Linked DNA regions of Homo sapiens: regions 1 and 2 are each linked to region 3. Evidence: read pairs that join two places in POLR2A ChIA-PET (ENCODE). Cell type or tissue: A673. All regions are shown on one strand. Links, peaks and the distances in the headings refer to the core of each region. The heading gives the core; the rest is flanking DNA.

Evidence for each region. Peaks named below come from ENCODE experiments on the same cell type or tissue, not always from the same donor. Only the 100,000 strongest peaks of a DNase experiment are listed, where the experiment ranks them.
Region 1: POLR2A ChIA-PET joins it to region 3 with 5 read pairs; 2 of 35 experiments call an interaction of 5 or more read pairs at or near these places.
Region 2: POLR2A ChIA-PET joins it to region 3 with 7 read pairs; 1 of 35 experiments calls an interaction of 5 or more read pairs at or near these places.

Annotation. Positions count from the first base shown.
Region 1 is chr6:118,137,748-118,144,154 of GRCh38, reverse strand. The region is part of intron 1 of SLC35F1 (solute carrier family 35 member F1); the gene reads right to left. All of the region lies in intron 2 of LOC107986523 (a long non-coding RNA gene), which reads left to right. Among named protein-coding and RNA genes, the nearest start is that of SLC35F1, 230 kb to the right of the region's middle. In A673, for the core only: no CTCF peak of the experiment used is centred there; no DNase peak of the experiment used is centred there.
Region 2 is chr6:118,260,786-118,267,192 of GRCh38, reverse strand. SLC35F1 (solute carrier family 35 member F1) reads right to left here. Exons shown (of 8, transcript NM_001029858.4): 4 at 39-198. Among named protein-coding and RNA genes, the nearest start is that of PLN, 280 kb to the left of the region's middle. In A673, for the core only: a CTCF peak has its summit at 3,044; a DNase peak (open chromatin) is centred at 3,062.
Region 3 is chr6:118,209,256-118,215,662 of GRCh38, reverse strand. The region is part of intron 2 of SLC35F1 (solute carrier family 35 member F1); the gene reads right to left. Among named protein-coding and RNA genes, the nearest start is that of SLC35F1, 310 kb to the right of the region's middle. In A673, for the core only: no CTCF peak of the experiment used is centred there; DNase peaks (open chromatin) are centred at 2,692 and 3,012; H3K27ac peaks cover 1,631 bases.

The DNA.
Region 1 (6,407 bases), core at 399-5,398, 71 kb after region 3:
TGCTGCACTGAACATACGCATGAATGTATCTTTATAATAGAATGATTTATATTCCTTTGGGTATATACCCAGTAATGGGATTGCTGGGTCAAATGGTAGTTCTGGTTCTAGGTCTTTGAGGAGTCACTGTCTTCCACAATGGTTGAACTAAAAAGATAAGTTTTAAATCACTAGCTTGGTTGGTAAGAGCCTTTGCCATCTTCCATCAGAAAACCATCATGGTATAGTCAAATGAAAAGTTTTGAAACTAAATAGATCTGAATTTGGATCCTAACTGCCACTAACTAGCTGAGACTCATTTTCCTCATCTATAAAATGGAGATCATAATACATATCCCACAGGCTGTCATGAGGATTAAATAAGGTGGTTTATATAAACTGCCTCTGACAGTAACTACCTCATGGTCGATATTCAGAATAGTTTTAATTATCTTTAAGTATATTTGGAAGTACCAACACTTTCAGTGATTACTTAAATTTGTCTATAAAATTGCATTATGATACATTTAGAAAAAAACTAGAAAAAATATTGTTAACATGCATCTCAGCATTCTTTCCCCAAGTTCTGACTAAGAAGTTTATTCTCCAGTTTGGAAAGTTTAGAGGATTCCTGCCCTTTAGAAACTGAGGAAGGAAAACAAAAAAGAAATGAGGAATATTTAAGAAGTCTTACATGAAATGAGTATTATGAAACTAACAGATTTTAGTTTTAAATAGGAACTTTGACTCTAGTTCTCACACTTAATAACATCTTGGAGAGTAGGAAAGAGGGGGCAACCTTTTAAGGATTACTTTTGCTGTTTTTTTCTTTATACATTGCTAAATGACTTTGGCATTTTTCCTTACACAATGCTTTTAGCTTTGCATTTTGAATTATGTTAGTGAACTCTGAGGCCAAATGGCAAACATCTAACTTTAAAATCTATTGAATAAATAAAAACAAAGAAAGTATGCAAGTGGATCGGTGACTCACTTTCTCTTAAAATAAAAACCCATGTCAAATTTCATTATTTTGTCACTTATTTACTACATTTTTATGCTTGAAATGTAGTGTATTTAAAGATGAGCAAATTGGGAAAATTAGATTCCATCGAGTGCTGAACTTCTCCACACATAATTAAAACCTGCTTGAAAAATGTATAATCAACTGAGATAATCAATTATGCATTTAACTTGAAAGAACATGCAGAGAACCTGGATAAATAAGTAGGAGAGTTATGCCTCATTTTAGAAGACAAAGATATCTGGCCTTTGCTTTCAAGTAGTAAAAAAATTCAGAGTGGAGGCTAGCTGACATTTTTCTTCATCATTCTTTGCATCAAAAGATGACTCCAATTGCCCTGTTACAAGAACCTGACAATAAAAGAGTAATTTTATCTCAGCACTTTTGACAGACTGCCTTAAAAGATGCCTCAAAATTACATCGAAATCCAATTTTTGCAGCATGGGCTAGATAAAATTTATTCTAGACGAAAAGGTCTTCTATAAGAATGAAAATTGGATATTTACCATAATTAAATATTATAATGACGGGGAAGAAATTTGACCTGTTGAAATTTCTACTGCAGGGATGATTCTAACAAAAAAAATGAATAAATATAATTCTGTTACTGCCACTCCTGCTTCAGGCTTAACAGAGAAAAAGGCAATTAGAAGAAAGGGATGTCATAAAGTGGGAAATCTCAAAAGCTTCTCAGTTGCCATTAAGATGGAAGAGAAAAGGAGGATAGACCAGTGGGAAAGAAAGCCCTTGAGGCAGGGCAATCTAAGGAGAATGTTTAAAGACTTGATATGTTAATCTGTTCCATTCTAGTAACTATTTTACCATATATATGTGTATCTTATATATGTAGTAGCATCATGTTGTGTACCTTAAATATATACATTAAATTTATTTTAAAAAAGACAATGATGAGGGGGCTGGGAGTGAAAAGAAAAGACAACTCAAGCTGGTTTATGAGGTTTATAAAAAGCTCAACCTTTTTAAAAGCTACCAAGACCAAACATTGTGGTAAAACATCAGGCAAAACAAAAATGTCAGGCAGATTATAAACCTAAGATTTTTATTCGGAAAATAAGCAGTCTCATTAAATTCATATTCTATGTAAAAGCAATTAGCCTGTTTTAGGAGGAGCCACTGCCAAGGATAAAACTAAAAACCAGTCTCAGGCCCTCAAGTTGTGGGAACCACTGACACTTTCTTTAAGAACAAAGAAGGAAAAAAAATGAAGTATCACTTTTGTGAACATAAATGTACACTCCAGTTCACCTGGCTCAGTGGAATTCAGTGAAATCCAGTCCAGTGAAACGAGGACTGGTAGGGAAAGCAGTCATTTATTGTGTTCTCCAGATGAAACCATTTACAAACCATCTCGTAATGGACTGAATGTTTGTTTCTTCCCAACATTCATATGTTGAAATCCTACCTCCCCCACAATGTGGTGGTATTAGGAAGTGGAGCCATTGGATGCTGATTAGGTCATGAGGATGGAGTCCTCATGAACAGGGTAAAAAGGATCCCAGAGAACTCTCTTGCCCTCTTTCTGCCATGTGAGGATACAGTGGCAGTCTGCAACCAGGAAGGGGGCCCCTCACAGGAACCTGACCATCCTAGCACCCTGATCTTGGACTTCCATCCACTAGAACTGTAAGAAATAGGTTTCTGTTGTTTATAAGCCACCCAGTCTATGGTACAGTCATGTATCACTTAAGAATGAAAATGCATCCTCAAGTGATTTTAATAATTGTGCAATCATAGAGTGTACTTACGCAAACCTAGATGGTATAGCCTACTACACACCTATACTATTGCTCCTAGGCTACAAACTTGTGCAGCATGTTACTGTACTGAATACTGTATGCAGTTGTAACACAATGGTAAGTATTTGTGTATCTAAGCATATCTAAATATAGAAAAGGTACAGTGAAAATATGGTATAAAAAACAGAAAAATGGTACACCTGTATAGGGCACTTATCATGAATGGAGCTTGCAGGACTGGAAGTTGCTCTGCTTGAGTCAGTGAGTGAGTGGTGAGTGAATGTGAGGGCCTAGGACACTACTGGGCACTACTGTAGACTTTATAAACTTAGGCTGTACTAAATTTAGTTAAAATATTTTCCTTTCTTTAATAGTAAATTAACCTTAGCTTACTGTATCTTTCTTACCTTATAAACTTTTTTCATTTTTAAAAATGTTTTGACTCTTGTGATAACACTTAGCTCAAAACATAAACACATTGTACAGCTATAGAAAAATATTTTCTTTATATACTTATTCTATAAGCTTATTTCTACTTTTAACATTATTTATTTTGCTTTTTAAACTTTTTTGTTAAAACTAAAATGCAGCACACACATTAGCCTAGGCCTACAAAGGATCAAGGTCATCAATATCACTGTCTTCCCCTTCAACATCTTGTCCCACTGGAAGGTCTTTAGGGCAATAATACCCATGAAGCTGTCATCTCCTATGATAACAATGCCTTCTTCTGGGATATCTCCTGAAGGACCTGTTTGAGGCTGTTTTACAGTTAACTTTTATACAAAAAAAAAAATATAAGGAATACACTCTAAAAGATTAAAAGTATAGTATAGTAAATACATAAACCAATAACATGTTTACTATCAAGTATTATAATACGTAATTATATAGTACAAGTATTACTGTACATAATTGTATGTGCTATACTTTTGTACGACTGCCAGCATAGAAGTTTGTTTACACCACTATCACCAGAAATGTCTGAGTAATACATTGCGCTACTACACTATGAAGTCTACAACGTCTCTAGGTGATAAGACTTTCTTAGCTCCATTAAAATCTTATGGGACCACTGTTATATGTGCCGTCCATCATTGACTCTAATCATTATGAAGCCTATGACTATATGCTGTTACAGCAGCCTGAACCAAGACGCAACTTCCTTCATTTTATCCTATGTCAAAATTTGGGTAAATCCAAGTAATTTCAGATCTTTGACTCAATGCACCTTGCTCATCTGTCTCACCTAGTAAAGGCTGCTATAATGTTTCCAGACTCTTCACGGGCACACAGGACATCTGATGGGTATGTGACAAAATACCAAATAAGAGAACATTAAGATTTTGTCTTTCAAATAAAAGAAATGGGAATGGCTTCATCCATTTTTTTAAAGTTCCACTAAAGGGAAAATGAAGTAAAACTTCAATAGCTGAAAAATAAACACTATAACTCGAAAAATTTTTTGTGCTAAAGTATATTTTCTAGCTCCCTACCTCCTCCCCACCACCATCCCCAGGTTTTTACAGCCATTTAATGCTCCTTTGATATAACAGCAGCAATAATGCTGCCTGATGGTGAACAATGCTAAGGATAACAGCTTCGGCAGACTGGTAAACCAAGAGCACACTGGCTTCACTTTCTACTTGTGCATGCTTCAGCTACAAGTAATTTGGGAGCAAGAAAACACAGGGAAAAGACACTTGCTATCCCCACCATGTTTCTGGAATAACAGAAATAGCCATGGGAGATTTCTGCCATATTAATCTGATTCATGGCCACCAACAACCCAAAAGATAGACTGACTTTTTATGGCCTTCCTGGAAAGTCAGTCATCTCCTGGAAAGTCAGCATCCTTCCAATGGCACTTACATAGTACCCAAGACAGATTGTATCCCAGTTCTGCATGTCTACTCCATAACAGAAAAGCCATTTCCAGATGATTTAGTATTTTGAACTATCCATAAAGAAGACAGTTTTAAAGGCTGGGCGCGGTGGCTCACGCCTGTAATCCCAGCACTTTGAGAGGCCGAGACGGGTGGATCACGAGGTCAGGAGATCGAGACCATCCTGGCTAACACGGTGAAACCCCATCTCTACTAAAAATACAAAAAATTAGCCGGGCATGGTGGCAGGCGCCTGTAGTCCCAGCTACTCGGGAGGCTGAGGCAAGAGAATGGCGTGAACCCGGGAGATGGAGCTTGCAGTGAGCTGAGATCACACCACTGCGCTCCAGCCTGGGCACTAGAGCGAGACTCCGTCTCAAAAAACAAAAAAAAAGAAGACAGTTTTAAACTCCATCCTTGGTTCCCTTGACGCCCTAAAGTTTTCGTCATGACTGTGAAAGTGATTTGAACAGAATCTGAATATCATTTATTTTCCTTGATTGATCCATTTGAGTGTGTGTGTGTGTGTGTGTGTGTTTCTGCTGAAAAACAAGGGAGGGGCTAAAAAATATCCTCTATGGAAGTATAAGTGAACTGATATGATGCACCTATCTCACCGGTGCACGCGTTGCCAAAGAGACTAAATTCAAATGAGTTGTACGTGACATGCATAATAATGAGCACACATTATTTTCCCCCTTAGTGCTCCTGAAGACCAGGTTGTTTATGCATGAAATGGATTATTTTGGATATAATACTGCAGGGTCAAATAACTCCACTGCATCTTTAAAAAAAAAAGCAAATAAAATAAATCAAGGTGCACCATGTAAAATGATGTATGCATTCTGTTGAATTTAATTGAATTCTAATTAAACTATTTGGAGCAACATAAATTAGATTATTTTTCAAGCACACTTCAGATAAATCTAATGAAGTTCTCACAGTGAAAAAGGCAGAGTTGGCCTTGTTTAATGACTCGGTTGCTGATATAGTGCCTTGGAATGAATAAGAGATCAGCCTGACCTTGGGTCATTTCTTCCTTGAGAGAGATAGATAACATAGGTTAACTTCAGAAAGCTTGGCTAACAAGAGACTAGGTTTTAGTTTATGTTGATAGTAAAAAAACGTATTGAGGCATTTAGTTATGTGATTTTCCTCCTGTGGTTTTTTCCTCTAAGGTTTTTAATTTTTTTTTTTTTTTGAGGTGGGAGTCTTGCTATGATACAAGGCTGAAGTGCAGTGGTGTGATCATGGCTCACTGCAGCCTGGAACTCCTGAGCTCAAGTGATCCTCCACCTCAGCCTCTTGAGTAGGTGGGACTACAGGCATGCACTACCATGCCTGGCTAATTTTTTAACTTTTTGTAGAGACAGGATCTTGCTATGTCGCCCAGGCTGGTCTCGAACCTCCTGCCTCAGGTGATCCTCCTGCCTTGGCCTCCCAAAGTCCTGGGTATACACGTGTGAGCCACTGAGCCTGACCCTCCCCTAAGGTTGGAATATCCTGGCATCTGAATAGTTTCTATTAGGCAGGGAAACTGAGGGGGCTAAAGCAAATGCTCCCAGAAGTATCCCTTTTGTTTCTGGCATCCCATGGAGGGATTATGTTAGGGGTAAAGGCAGACATTACCTAGAGGAAGGACAGCACAGAACTATCAAGTTGGGGGAAGATTCCCCAAGACTATGGTAGGTTCTATAAATGATAGGGACCTAGATCCACCCCCTCATTCCACTTTGGGGAGGGGGAGGTTGCAGACCTGTA
Region 2 (6,407 bases), core at 486-5,485, 52 kb before region 3:
GCAGAGGTAAGGAACCTGGTGAACATCCGAAGACTCACCTGCTCCCTGATGTCTTCCCACAAGCACATCTGCTCCCACCATGCAGCCCATTCCCAGGATGCAGACAACGATGCCGATGAAATGCACAGCCTTGTACCGGATCAGCAGGAAGAACCAGGAGAGCAAAATCACGACTGGGATCACAAAACAGTCCAGGAGCTATTGGGAGGGATGAAGGTAAACAACAACAGGAGATTCAGGAGGAAGCATTCCATGTAGTAGGGAAAAGTAATTTAGTTCTGCAGAAAGGGTTCTGCCTTTCCCCTGAACCTGAGATTTTGTGTAGACCCAGACTTGATGTACTTAAAACAGACTCTGAAATAAATGGAAATTAGCTTTATTTATTTACTTAATTGTAAACATCCCCCAAACTTTAAGGGAAAGGGGAGAAGGCAAATTGATAAGACAGGCTGGTGGTGAAGAGTCTCCTGCCTCCAGGTGCTGGGGCAGCTCTGCCTCCTGTCTTCCTCAGGGCCAGGCCATGCTCCATGGGAACATCTTTGGTTCGGGGACAGTACACCCAGCCTTTTTACATTGTCCCCCTATTTTACGAGTAGATCCGGGAATGGGAGATGAGGGTGCAGAGGTCTTATAATGTTTTATGAATTATTAGAAATTAGACAAAAGTTGAATTTAATTTCTCCTGGACAGCTGTCTTCCTGCTACCAGTAAAAATTGATCTGTTCTTGTCATTTCATTCTTAAAATAAAAAAGTGCTCTAAATATAAATACAAATATGAGTCTCAAAAGTAGAAATACTTAAAAGAACTATTAGAAAAAAAATTTTTTAAAGAAAGTTGAATAGAGTATAGCAAAAAAATTTGATTTCATTTTTTATATATTTTGTACAAATAGTGAGATTCCATCTGACATGTAAGTCCAAAGAGTTGATAGAGAATTTGCCCCAATTATGTAGAGAGATAATGTGGTGAAATGAGAAGACCCCTGTGCTAGGAGCCAGAAGACCTGAATTTGAGTACAGATTCTCATTTACAGCTATGTGACCTTGGGCAAATCACAAGCTCAGGAGCCTCAAATTTCTGTTAGTAAAATGAAGATAACAACTTTCCCCAAAGATCAGCATGAACCTCAGAGATACTACATATGAAAGTAATTCTTAAATCACGAGGCCCTCATTGCTGGTCTATAACTCTGCTTTCAAACACACTCTTTGGGCTCCATGGAACTAATTCAGATTCTACCACACTGTGGTAAGACCTCTGGATACACTATCCAAGACAGGGTCTTTCTTAGACAAAGTGATGTCACATAGAACTGCAAGTTCCTTGTACCACATGAGGAACTTATGATTTGTCCAACCATCCAGTATATCTCCTTGCTGGAATTCTAAACAAGTGGCCTCTACCACCCAGCTGCCAGTACAGGGCAGTGATCCTCAATACTCCTTCACTTTCATTGCCTATATCCTATTGATTACCAAATTCTGCCAATTTAATCTTCCAAACATCTCTCAAATCTACTCATGCCACCCTCTCCCACTTCTGCCACCTAGACTGAGCTAACATCCTCTGCTACATGGAACAAGCCTCTCCTTCATGCCCCAGGGCCTTCACTTATGTACACTCCTCCTTCTGGAGGAGCTCCACTGCTTGAACTTCCTCCTCCTTTATCCTTCAGGCCTGCACTTATAATTTGCCTCCTCAGGAAAGCCTCTTAGATCCCCAGGCTAGGTCGAGTCCTGTTTGATGCTTTTGTTGAATGCTGTACTTCTCCTCTGTAGTTCCAATTGTAATAGTACTTAATTAGCACAGGATTATTGGCATCAGAACACTGCAGGGATTAAGAGGAGTATTCAATAAGAGTTATTGAACAAATATATACAAAGATTTTTAATGACCAGAAACATCAAAATAGAGTCTCCAAGATTCACTGAAGGCTGGAAAAGGTTTGCGTATTTGCAAAGCATCCCTGAACATCAGAGTGGCTTCTTGGCACTGCAAATAGCATTGTGAATCCCCTCTATCCCCAAAGCTTTTTGTGACCTGGACAGATGCTCATGTTTCTCTGTGCACTGGTCTTCTCCTCTGCAAAATGAAACAAGCACTCAGAATAGTAAGCTATCCCTGAGGTTGCTGAGATGATAAGGTGAGGAAGGACCACGTGAATGCTAAGTAGCACTGTGATGGCTGGGGGCTGAGCCCAAAGGTCACAGCACTCTTGGAGGGGCTACAGGAAGGAGGTGGTGGCAGGTAGGATTGTACTACAGCACACAGTTGCTCACTGCAGTTAATTAGCAATGTGAGTTAATGATGTGGTAATATGCTCTAAGGTAGGTTTTACAGCTAGCCTCAGATGCTATTTCAGTGTATTAGGAAATTTCAGTTTGTCATTGAAAACTGTTCACTGGGCATAAAACAGTTGGTGTTTTGTGTTAAAAATTAAAAATGATTGAATCAAGTTGAAATATTTAGCTGCACACTACAGAATTAGGGTTTCATTATCTGGCTGGAAGCCCTCAGTCAGTGGAGCTGAAGGCCTCTATTCCTGAATTATTGAGGGCAAGCTAGGCCATGGTCCAATCTTTGAGGAGAGCTGAAGTGAGCTTTTAGGTTCTCAGTGTCATTAGAAAAGCCAAAGCACTTGATGAGTCCTGAGATCTATTCCTCTAATGGTTTGAGTTGGAAAATCCTTATTTGTAAGTGTCAGGTGGTCCTGTGGGTAAGTGCAAACTTTTAGAAAGAAGAGAAGGGAAAGAAGAATATAATCATAATTTTTCTTAAAGAAGGATACAATCAAGCCAGTGTTTCTGGGGCATTTGAGGAGAGAAGCCTGGTGCTTATCATACAATGGGGCCTCAGTAATTGGTGGCTGAATAAATCAATGAATTGTCAGACATATGGTATCACTGACTGTCAGAAGGGACATTAGAGATAATCAAGGTTGCTACTGGCATTTAGGGTGGGACAACTGATTTTGCAAGATTGTCTCATGCTCTCTGCAGGGCAGTTAGCATTGCTGGGCCTTGACCGTTAAACATTCTACACATTTGCAAACGCCCCTGGAGGGCAGTATCTCCTCAGTTTAGAATCACCAAGACCCTTGTATTTAATAGTTGAGGCTTCCTAAGTCCTAAGAGGTGAAATGATGTGCTCAAGGTCACACAAATTGTTAGTATCAGCAGAAGTTATGTCATAATAATTTTTTGGACAATGTTTTAGTGAAGGTCAATGACAGGAATATTTAATTGCTACAGCTGAAGCTCTCACCATGGCATCTGTAACTGTTGAAGAGAAACTGTTTGGCAGCTGCTCTTAGTAAACAGGCTATTCTTTTTTAGTGATTTTTGCCTTCAGCTTTCCCCTCGTGGTCACATAACATAAAACATACTGACAAAATAATTTTTCAACAGTTTTCTCGTAGCTTAATTCCTTGGCTAAGTGGTTGTTAGAGAAGTAGAAAAGAGAAGCATTATAACTGAAACTGTTAAAAAAGAAAACAAACAAACAAACAAACAAAAACTCCTCTTCTGATTGCCATTAATCTTTTCAGTAGATTTAACTTTCTTTGCATACATCTCTGAATCTAAAAAGAAATTATAAAATATCCATATGAAAAAATAAACAAATATTATTTTATAACCATCTTATGCTCTGAAAAATCTCCAAGGACATTAAAAATACTTTAATGGAAAAGTGAAGTGTTTATTACTCTTAGATTTACATAGATTCCTTTTTTCCCCCTAAGGATTTAAACGAATTTTATTCTCCTTATGCCTTGAATCCTTAGGCAACACATGCCAGAGGTGTCTACGATTCTGTTTTCTAATTTTATAGACACGGCCGGGCACAGTGGCTCACACCTGTAATCCCAGCACTTTGGGAGGCTGAGGCGGGAGGATCACTTGAGGTCAGGAGTTCGAGACCAGCCTGGCCAACATGGAGAAACCCTGTCTCTACTAAAATACAAAAATTAGCCAGGCATGATGGCGCATGCCTGTAATTCCAGCTACTTGGGAGGCCGAGGCAGGAGAATCGCTTGAACCTGAGAGGCAGAGGTTGCAAGAAGCTGAGATTGTACCACTGCACTCCATCCTGGGCAACAGAGTGAGATTCTGTCTCAAAACAAAACAAAACAGAACAAAACAAACAAAAAGATAGAGACATGGAGGCACACAGTACACAATGGCTGGAGAAAAGTCTCTGAAGTCATGGTGATAGCAACAGGATTACAATTTGAACCTTGTAGTTTTTTTTTAAATTCATTTTCTAAATAGAGATGGGGTCTCATTATATTGCCCAGGCTCGCCTCAATCTCCTGGGCTCAAGCAATCCTCCTGCCTCAGTCTCCCAAACTGCTGGGATTACAGGCCTGAGCCACAGCGCCCAGCTTGAACCCTGTAGTTTTAAACAACATTTACAGTTGGTTGCATTAAGTTTGCACTTACAGTTTGTAAAAACGATTATGTTATTTTTATGGTAGACAAAGTAAATCTTCACAACAGCCCTTTAAGGGAGTTATGACTGTATCTACTCTATAAATAAGGGAACTGATGGTCTAAGAGAAAAGCAAATTAGTATTAGAACTGGGGCTAAAACACTAGCGTCTGGACTGCTAGATCGGAGTTCAAGTGCAGCTTCCAAAAGTTATTTAAATAAAAAAGGTTCATGCTGACATTACTTTTAAGACAACAGAAGACAGTCAACATTAAGTAGCACTAAAATTTTAAAAATATGTATATGTACAGGAAGATTGAAGCGTCATTTAATTTCCCCTCTTTCTCCCTACCTCTTTTTCTTTTCCACTCCAGCTGATCTCTGACCATCTTATCACTGTGCCTTTCTCTGTGGCCTTTAATCACATTTGGTTATGCCCTCTCCTGCACACACGCATCCCATCCCTTCCTTCCTGCCAAAATCTACTCGAGCTTCTCTTTGGACTTCTGTGGATGCTCCCTTCCTTTGCCAGCACTCCGCAGACCCCTTAACCTGGCTTTAGACACCCACACTTCCGAAAGTGTGCTCATCATGATGCGCGCAGCCCCCTCAAACACGGTCATGAAGCTGTCCCAGTAGTGGACAGTCTCATGAAGATGGAACATTTTCTGAGTGTCTGTGAGATCTGCCTTCAGGCTGCAAACCCTCTTTACAGCTGGTGTGTCTCCCCAATTGTATCCCGGTTTTACAGAATATTTTACAAGTCTTTGGTCCACAAGAGTTCACAACTCTAAGTCTGGGATGCAGGGAGAGGCACAGGCTGTGGAGCAGTAACATGGGATGGGGATTAGGGGGCTGTCTCCCCTTAGCAATGCTACCAGGGGCTTCGGGCAACTGCTGGCACATCCCAGCCCCAGAGGGGTGGGATAGAGGGAGTTAGGAAAAGCAGAGAGAGGAAGTCCTCTGGGTCATCGGTGCTTCTGCCTCACCCCTGCCAAGTGGGTGGCCAGCTGCTACAGCCCCCCTCCCTTCAATATCCAAGGGAACCTCACTCTCTTCTCTGTTTCTCTGGCTCTTTCCTGCAAAACCCCCTTGGAAGTCATGAGAGTTCAAGAATTAAAGGAGAGATAAAGCCAGAAAAAGTTTATTCTTCATTCAGCTGACATTTATTGAGCGTTTACCAAAGCCCAAAGCCCCAGCCCCTGTGTGCGTTCACGTGGGCCCTAAATCCTGCTGACCTGCATTCTGTTACTCTGACACTGTGCACTTTAATTTAAATTTTCTACAAAGAAAATGTGTTGACTATTATGCTTGTGTATGCATATGTATATATGCATATTTGTATATAGTGTTGTTCTGAATAATTTTGAGCCAGCCCAAATCCAAGAAGAGGAGATAGTTGGCCATTTTGCAGTAAGCATATTTTTATGGCCTAAGTCTCATGAAATGGAATTCCTTCATCAGTCAGCACCAGGGAAGGCCTCTGGATGTTTCAGGAGAGAATCCAAGGCCAAGTATGATATTGACTGGATACTAAGGTATCACACCACAGGTGAGGCTGTTGGGCTTCGTGTGGTTATAAGACATGCCATGGGGACAGAATTTATATTATTTTCTTTGTTTAATCACTTTGCATCAATTTTGAGAGTCATGTAGTACAATTGCATTTATCACAACCATATAACTTTATAAGAGTGATTGTGCAATGGAATCTGTGTAGGTCAAAAATATTGCATCATCACCATCATTCAAGTGCCAGTTGGCCTCATCCAGTCAAGTGAACAGAGTAACTTCAGAGTTTTATAAATTCAGTTATAATCACAAAGACATTAGAGAGACAGACACAAGTCAATTAAATACATTCACAGACAAAGGCGTAGATACACACAACTAATATTACAGGGATAAAATTCATATTTTGTAGAAGAAATAGGTTAAATGAAATTAGCGGAATGGTAGTGAGGAAGTCATGAG
Region 3 (6,407 bases), core at 584-5,583:
ATTAACTACATCATACAAAAACTGGGTATGTTAGACAAATAAAATCCAGATGCCTCACCTCTCTGTCCATCATATCGTCATTTCTGCCATTTCCCATTTTGGGAGAAGCTTGTTAGCCTGGCTCCTATTGTGACAGGAATTCATACTAAAACACTCATGAGCTCCTCTACCTTCATGGCCCACCATTGTCTCGGTGTCTCCGTTGCCTAGCAACAAGACCGTCTTATCTATGCAGGCAAATAACCTTTAATACATATTAGTTAAAAGCACTTCTTGATCTTTCTTTTATTTTTGAAAAGTTTCAAAAATACTCTTTTCTCACATACATTTTAAATTGCCTCATATTTTTGAGAAATAAGACCTCAAGGAGAAATTCAGCGTGCAGTTTTCAGATCTCTTCTGTTTCATCTACCTCAATACCTTGCGGTCTGGCCAAATATAGAAATCCCCATGGAACAGAACATGTCTGAATGTCAAGGAACACTGTAGTTGACAGATTTTTTTTTCCCCAGGTTTTCAGTGACTCCTAACTCAAAGTCCACTTTGCCTGAGCCAAGGGTATCAGTGACCAGACCCAGGAGAGAGGCTAAGATTCTCCTTTGCCTCCTGATACCAGGGAGAAGAGTGTAACAAAGGTCCCTAGAGAAATGTCTTGGGACACGGATTGCTCACAAAAATAAAACCTAGGCAGTGCCTGTCAATTATCAGTTGATTACTTTTAAAAGAGGTTAGGGAAAAGGGAGCAAAAACAAAAGAGCACAAGTCATACATTCATAAACAGAACTAAGGATGTCATTGATTTACACCCCTTAAGCACTCATGGCCTACCATTTTTTGTCTCATTGAGAGACAGTGTTCGGCTTACTATTCTTCACCTTCCTTCCCCACTGTAGACAAAGTTGTAATGGAGAGACATCCCAGGGAATGCTTTCCCATTGGGTTTTCAGAAGATATTTGATCAAATTTATCCACCTGGACCCAGAGCTGACAATGGAGCTACAATGAAGGTCCTCATCTACAAGTTTCTACGTGTGCTTGACTTATTAATTGTATACCCCCTGAAAATACTCTCAGGTGAAATGTCTCTGTCTTATACTGGTATACCTTACTTTATATAATGGATGTGTTGCCCAAAAAGGTTGGCGTAAGGTGACTTTTTAAAATATACCATCACATTTTGTATGTTCAGAGAAAAGGCCTACAATGAATCATTTTTTTGAGAAGGGAATAATTCTCTTTTAAAGTGTCAATCACACTCTAATTTAATCTTTTGTAAGTGGTAATTTTCTTGTTATGTTTTCATAGAGTGAAACCCACCTACATGTAATTTCATGACAACTGTAACAATTTCATATCATAAGACTATTGAAAATATCACCACAATGAGGCATACCTGAACCTACACATACTTTTCCCAATAAGAACTTTTAAAGTTACAAGATATTTGAAGATAGGACCATTTTTAAATACATTTTTGTTGCTTACTATGGTACCAGACAGTATCGTATACATAGCAGACAAGTAATATATATTTGCTGAAGAGTGAATGAATAAATCAAGCATCTTGTGTCATAGTAGTGAACTTGAGAAAACATTTAGTTTTGAAACAACAAAAACTACAGAAAAGTAATTGGCTATACCAATGTAGCCATGACAGAAAACTGGTAATTTTAATAATTTTTTGAAATATCTTCAAAATTATTTTAAAGAACAATGTAAAATTAAAAAGTAAAACACTCCATGTCAAGTTGAAGTGTTCACTTTCCTTCACATCCAGTACTATTTCCTCCTATCCTAAGAAGCAATGCTAGAAAATTTATGAATTGCCTTGCAAACCATTTTTGTTTTTATACACATGCATATGCATATGTATGCATATCTAGATATAATGTGTTTCTGTAATTTTTATCAAATTTATAATACTGGTATCATACTCTAGTTGATCTATATATAATTTTGCAACTTGGATTTTTTTCACTCAACACTGTGTGTGTGAGTTATCCATGCTATATACAAATAAGTCTGCCTCGTTTTTTAATCTGCAGAGCAGTCTGCTATATTTTATTTACCCATTTTTCTCATTGTGGGACTCACAGTTTATTTCCAATTTTTGCTATTATAAACAATGCTACAATAAACATGTCTCTGGGCCTGTGTAAAACTTACCAGTACCCAAATATACTGGTCCATAGAATATGCACATTTTTCACATTCTAGTTGAACCAAGTAACTCCCCAAAGTATATGAATTTATACTCCACCAGCACTGTGTATGGGTTCCCGTCTCCCCATCCTTGCTAACACAAACGGGACACATCCTGCATGCTTATCTCACAACAAACAAAGAGGATAATCTCTCATCAGTTTAATGTTTTGTGATAAAGACTAGAAAAAACAGTCCTTAAATGACTGCTAGTACAGGGCTAATAATTATAATATGCCATAACTTGTTGATTTTAGCTCTTTGATATTAATATAGTGGGTTATAATTAAAAGCTTAGTGAGAGGAAGAGGTGTAGAGCTGAGAAGTGATAATCTGAACAGAACTGGAGTACATACTTATGCATTGTTAAATTTTAAAAAGATGCCCAGATGGATTCAAACTTGCCTCAACTTGTACTGGCATGTTTACAATAATGTGATGAAGTATCCCACCTCTCAGTGTTCTTTCTTCAATACTTATGGTTTTAACTTTTTATAGACAATATTCAGGTTAGATAGGAATTATTTCCTGATATAAATGATGTTCAAACACTAGGATTTCCCAAAGTTAATTATGATATCTACTCCTATAAGAAAACTAGATAAATTATTGTCCTAAATAGTTTATAATAGTGCTGCTGAGAATTTGGATAAGTGCCCTTCCTTCTTTCCTTCCTTCCTTCCTTCCTTCCTTCCTTCCTTCCTTCCTTCCTTCCTTCCTTCCTTCCTTCCTTTCCTTCCTTCCTTCCTTTCCTTCTTTCCTTCTTTCTTTCTTTTCTTTCTTTTCACTCTTGTCCAGGCTGGAGTGCAATGGAGCGATGTCACCTCACTGCAATCTCCGCCTCCCAGGGTCAAGCGATTCTTCTGCCTCAGCCTCTCAAGTAGCTAGGATTACGGGTGCCTGCCACCATACCCAGCTAATTTTTGTATTTTTAGTAGAGATGTGGTTTCACCATGTTGGCCAGGGTGGTCTTCAAGTCCTGACCTCAGGTGATCCTCCTGCCTCACCCTCACAAAGTGGTGGGATTACAGGTGTGAGCCACTGCGCCCAGCTATATGATTATTTCTGAATCAAGATTTTTATAATTAAAATCAACAGACACCAGCTGTAGTAGCTGTAATTAGAAAAAGTAAATGGTTGGAAGGCAGGGGAACTGGTTTTGAGAAAAGTCAGTATTCAGGACTTCTGGGACATCTGTATAATAAAAGCAGACAGTCTTTTTAAGATGCAAGATGCAACTACTGAAACAAATCAAAACCAACTGTTTTCACAGTTGTCCCACTCCATTCAAGATTCAAAGACATGCGAGAAAAGAAACTTTGGCCTAGCTTGAATGACATGCCCAGCTCTTGGTCAAAGAAAGATGAAGCACCTTGAATAAAGTTACACCAAGAATGCATACAAAGGAAAAAGAGCTTATTTACCTGAGGAAATAAGAATACTGTAGCTAAACTAGAGGGGACTGAATGCTGATTGGCTCAAAACAACAAATGTCTGTTACAAGTGGGTTGAATAAATATATATTTAATGTCTACCACATGATAGCATTTTTATTATCTGTGGATGCCTGTGTATTAAATTTATTCTGAGAAAATAAACAGTTAATATCCTTACCTGAGAAATCCAATTATTTAGGTAATGCATCAACTAAGTTCTTAAACTCCTTTCCACTCAGCACTGTACAATTCTGGCTAAGGTCAGACATGGAATTTATTATAATAATGACCTGCTCACATCACTTGAGCTTCCAGCCCTATAGGAATAAGCAGCATGAAAATATTAAAATGCTATAGTCAGCATGACATGTTCTTGGTATTCTTGGCATAAACTCTCCTCAAGGGTATGTCCATATGTTCCTGGTTGTTGTTCTCCAATTGATCATGCATTCTTTAAGCACTGATATTTCATAATGATTGATGTCAGTCACTTGTTTCTTTGGAGTCACATTTATTTAGCATATATTTATTGAGGGTCTAGTAAGACTATTGTATATGCAGAGTATGCACATGATAATCATTTAATGAATTAATGAGTGTGATGTGGGCAGTTCGAAAATGAATTAGACTAAGGTTTTTTGCGTAAGACCTTATGGTCTGGGAGGAGAGTTATGAGACACACATACATGCATAATTGAAACACAAGGTAGAAAGTAAGAAAGGCCAAAAAAGACAATGGAAGTTTAGAAGAAAAAGGGCTCACTTCTGACTAGGGTTGTCTGTCAGTTTACTAAGGCTGCCATACCAAAGTACCACAGACTAGATGGTTTAAGCAATGAAATTTAATTTTCTCACAGTTTTGGAGGCTAGAATTCCAAGATCCAAGGGTTGACAGAGTTGATTTCTTCTGAGCCTCTCTTCTTGGCTTGTAGATGGCTGTCCTGTCCCTGTGTCTTCCAGATAGTATTTTCCTTCGTGTTCTAATCCCTTCTTTAAAAGACACCAGTCATTTTGGATTAGGGTCCACCCATAGGACCTCTTTTTATCTTAATTACCTATTTAAAGACCCTGTCTTCAAATACAGTCACATTCTGAGATACGAGGTGTTAGGATTTTAACATATAAATTTGGGAGAGGCACAGTTCAGCCCATAGCAGGTGGTTAGGGATGGATTCATGAAAGAGGGCAGCACTTGGACTATGGCTCCACGCTGACCCAGATTTGGAACAATCAGCCCATAACTTTACCCTCAACAAAGTGGTTGATTTAGAATTGGATACATAACCAGAGTCAAGGAGACACAACAGGTTCCCCTTGAGTGAATAGGAAGAACCTCTTCCCTTAAATGCCTTAATCTAGAAGTTCAAAGGCTAGAGCTGAGGTGGATGTCTTAAATAATCACAAGGAGAGAAAAGCCTTGTCTGAGAACGGCTCTTACCCAGGGGAAGGCAGAGTACAGAGATGTAGAAATCTGGAAATCAGATCCTAAGTTACCTCTGAGCCAGTCAAGCTACATTAGGTCCACACTACCCTTCAGTTTTTCTACTCTTTTGTTTGTACTTCGTTTCTTTTTTGCTGTTTTGTTTTTAATTCAAGCAAATTAGAATTAGATTTTTTTGTCCCTTGACCTCACAAGAGTCCCAATCTCCAAACAAGACTTTCCATAGATTAGGCAGTAAAATCTTAACAGGGAAAAAGTCTTCAGAAGGAATTAGAAAATGACGAACATGAAACATTTAAGTATATCAGGTGGACAATTCTTAATTGTTGAAAAATAATAGTGATAATCACAATTAGGTCTAATTTTAATTATGAGGAGGGTTACTCACTCAGAGAGGCAGAAAACTATAAATCTGCCACCTTCTCTCATTTCCTGACAAGCTCCTCAAGGTGGAAGAGCTCTGAAGGGGCACATATTTGCATAATTGGGTTCCTTTTGTTCTTTTGCTTGCTCCAACTAAGTGTCTTAGCAAACTACAGTTATTGTTTCCACTGAATTATAAAATAAAGATAACTTTATATAGCAGGCCATTTAAATGATATTTGCCATTACTTGGCTTAGAATAGCAAACGTACAAATCAAATCTTTGGAAATCACTTCTGTTCCTTTTTGTCATATAGATTGCCCTGGAGGATAGAATTAAGAGAAATATTGGAAAGTCGTATTTAAGATAACAAAACATTTATGAAAACTTGGATAGGACATTGCTGGACTCTCACAGCACCAGGGACACATAAACTCTCTGAAGATTATTTAAGATAATTTTAGTACTCTACTGGCCAGGGGTCAGTATTTTATTTTTTAGCAATTATTAAAACTCCTAAAATGTCATGGCTACCAAAAAGAAGACAATATATATAATCTTTAATATAATATTAAAATGAAATACTATTCTATAATCCTTAATAGACTTTAGTTTTCAAAATTCTGGGCATTTAAATACTTAATTATCCAATTACAGAGGTATGTTTCCTTACATCCACTTGTTAGACTCTGTAGCAGTTATTTTTAAAAGTATTTTTAGAAAGGCCTTGTAAAACAATGTAAAGATGCCTACAATAAAATATTAAGCATATAAAAAGCAGGTGTGGGAATTATAACCACAGTGTGACTTCAATTATTTTAAAAGAACAAGTACTTAAGAAGAGTGTAGATGCTGAAAGGTGTGCTACCTTTCCACACCCATCAAAAGGGTCACTGCTGACACTCCTATACCAAAAGACAGGCTGACAAGAGAAAAGCATAACAAATTTGTTTAATCAAAGTTT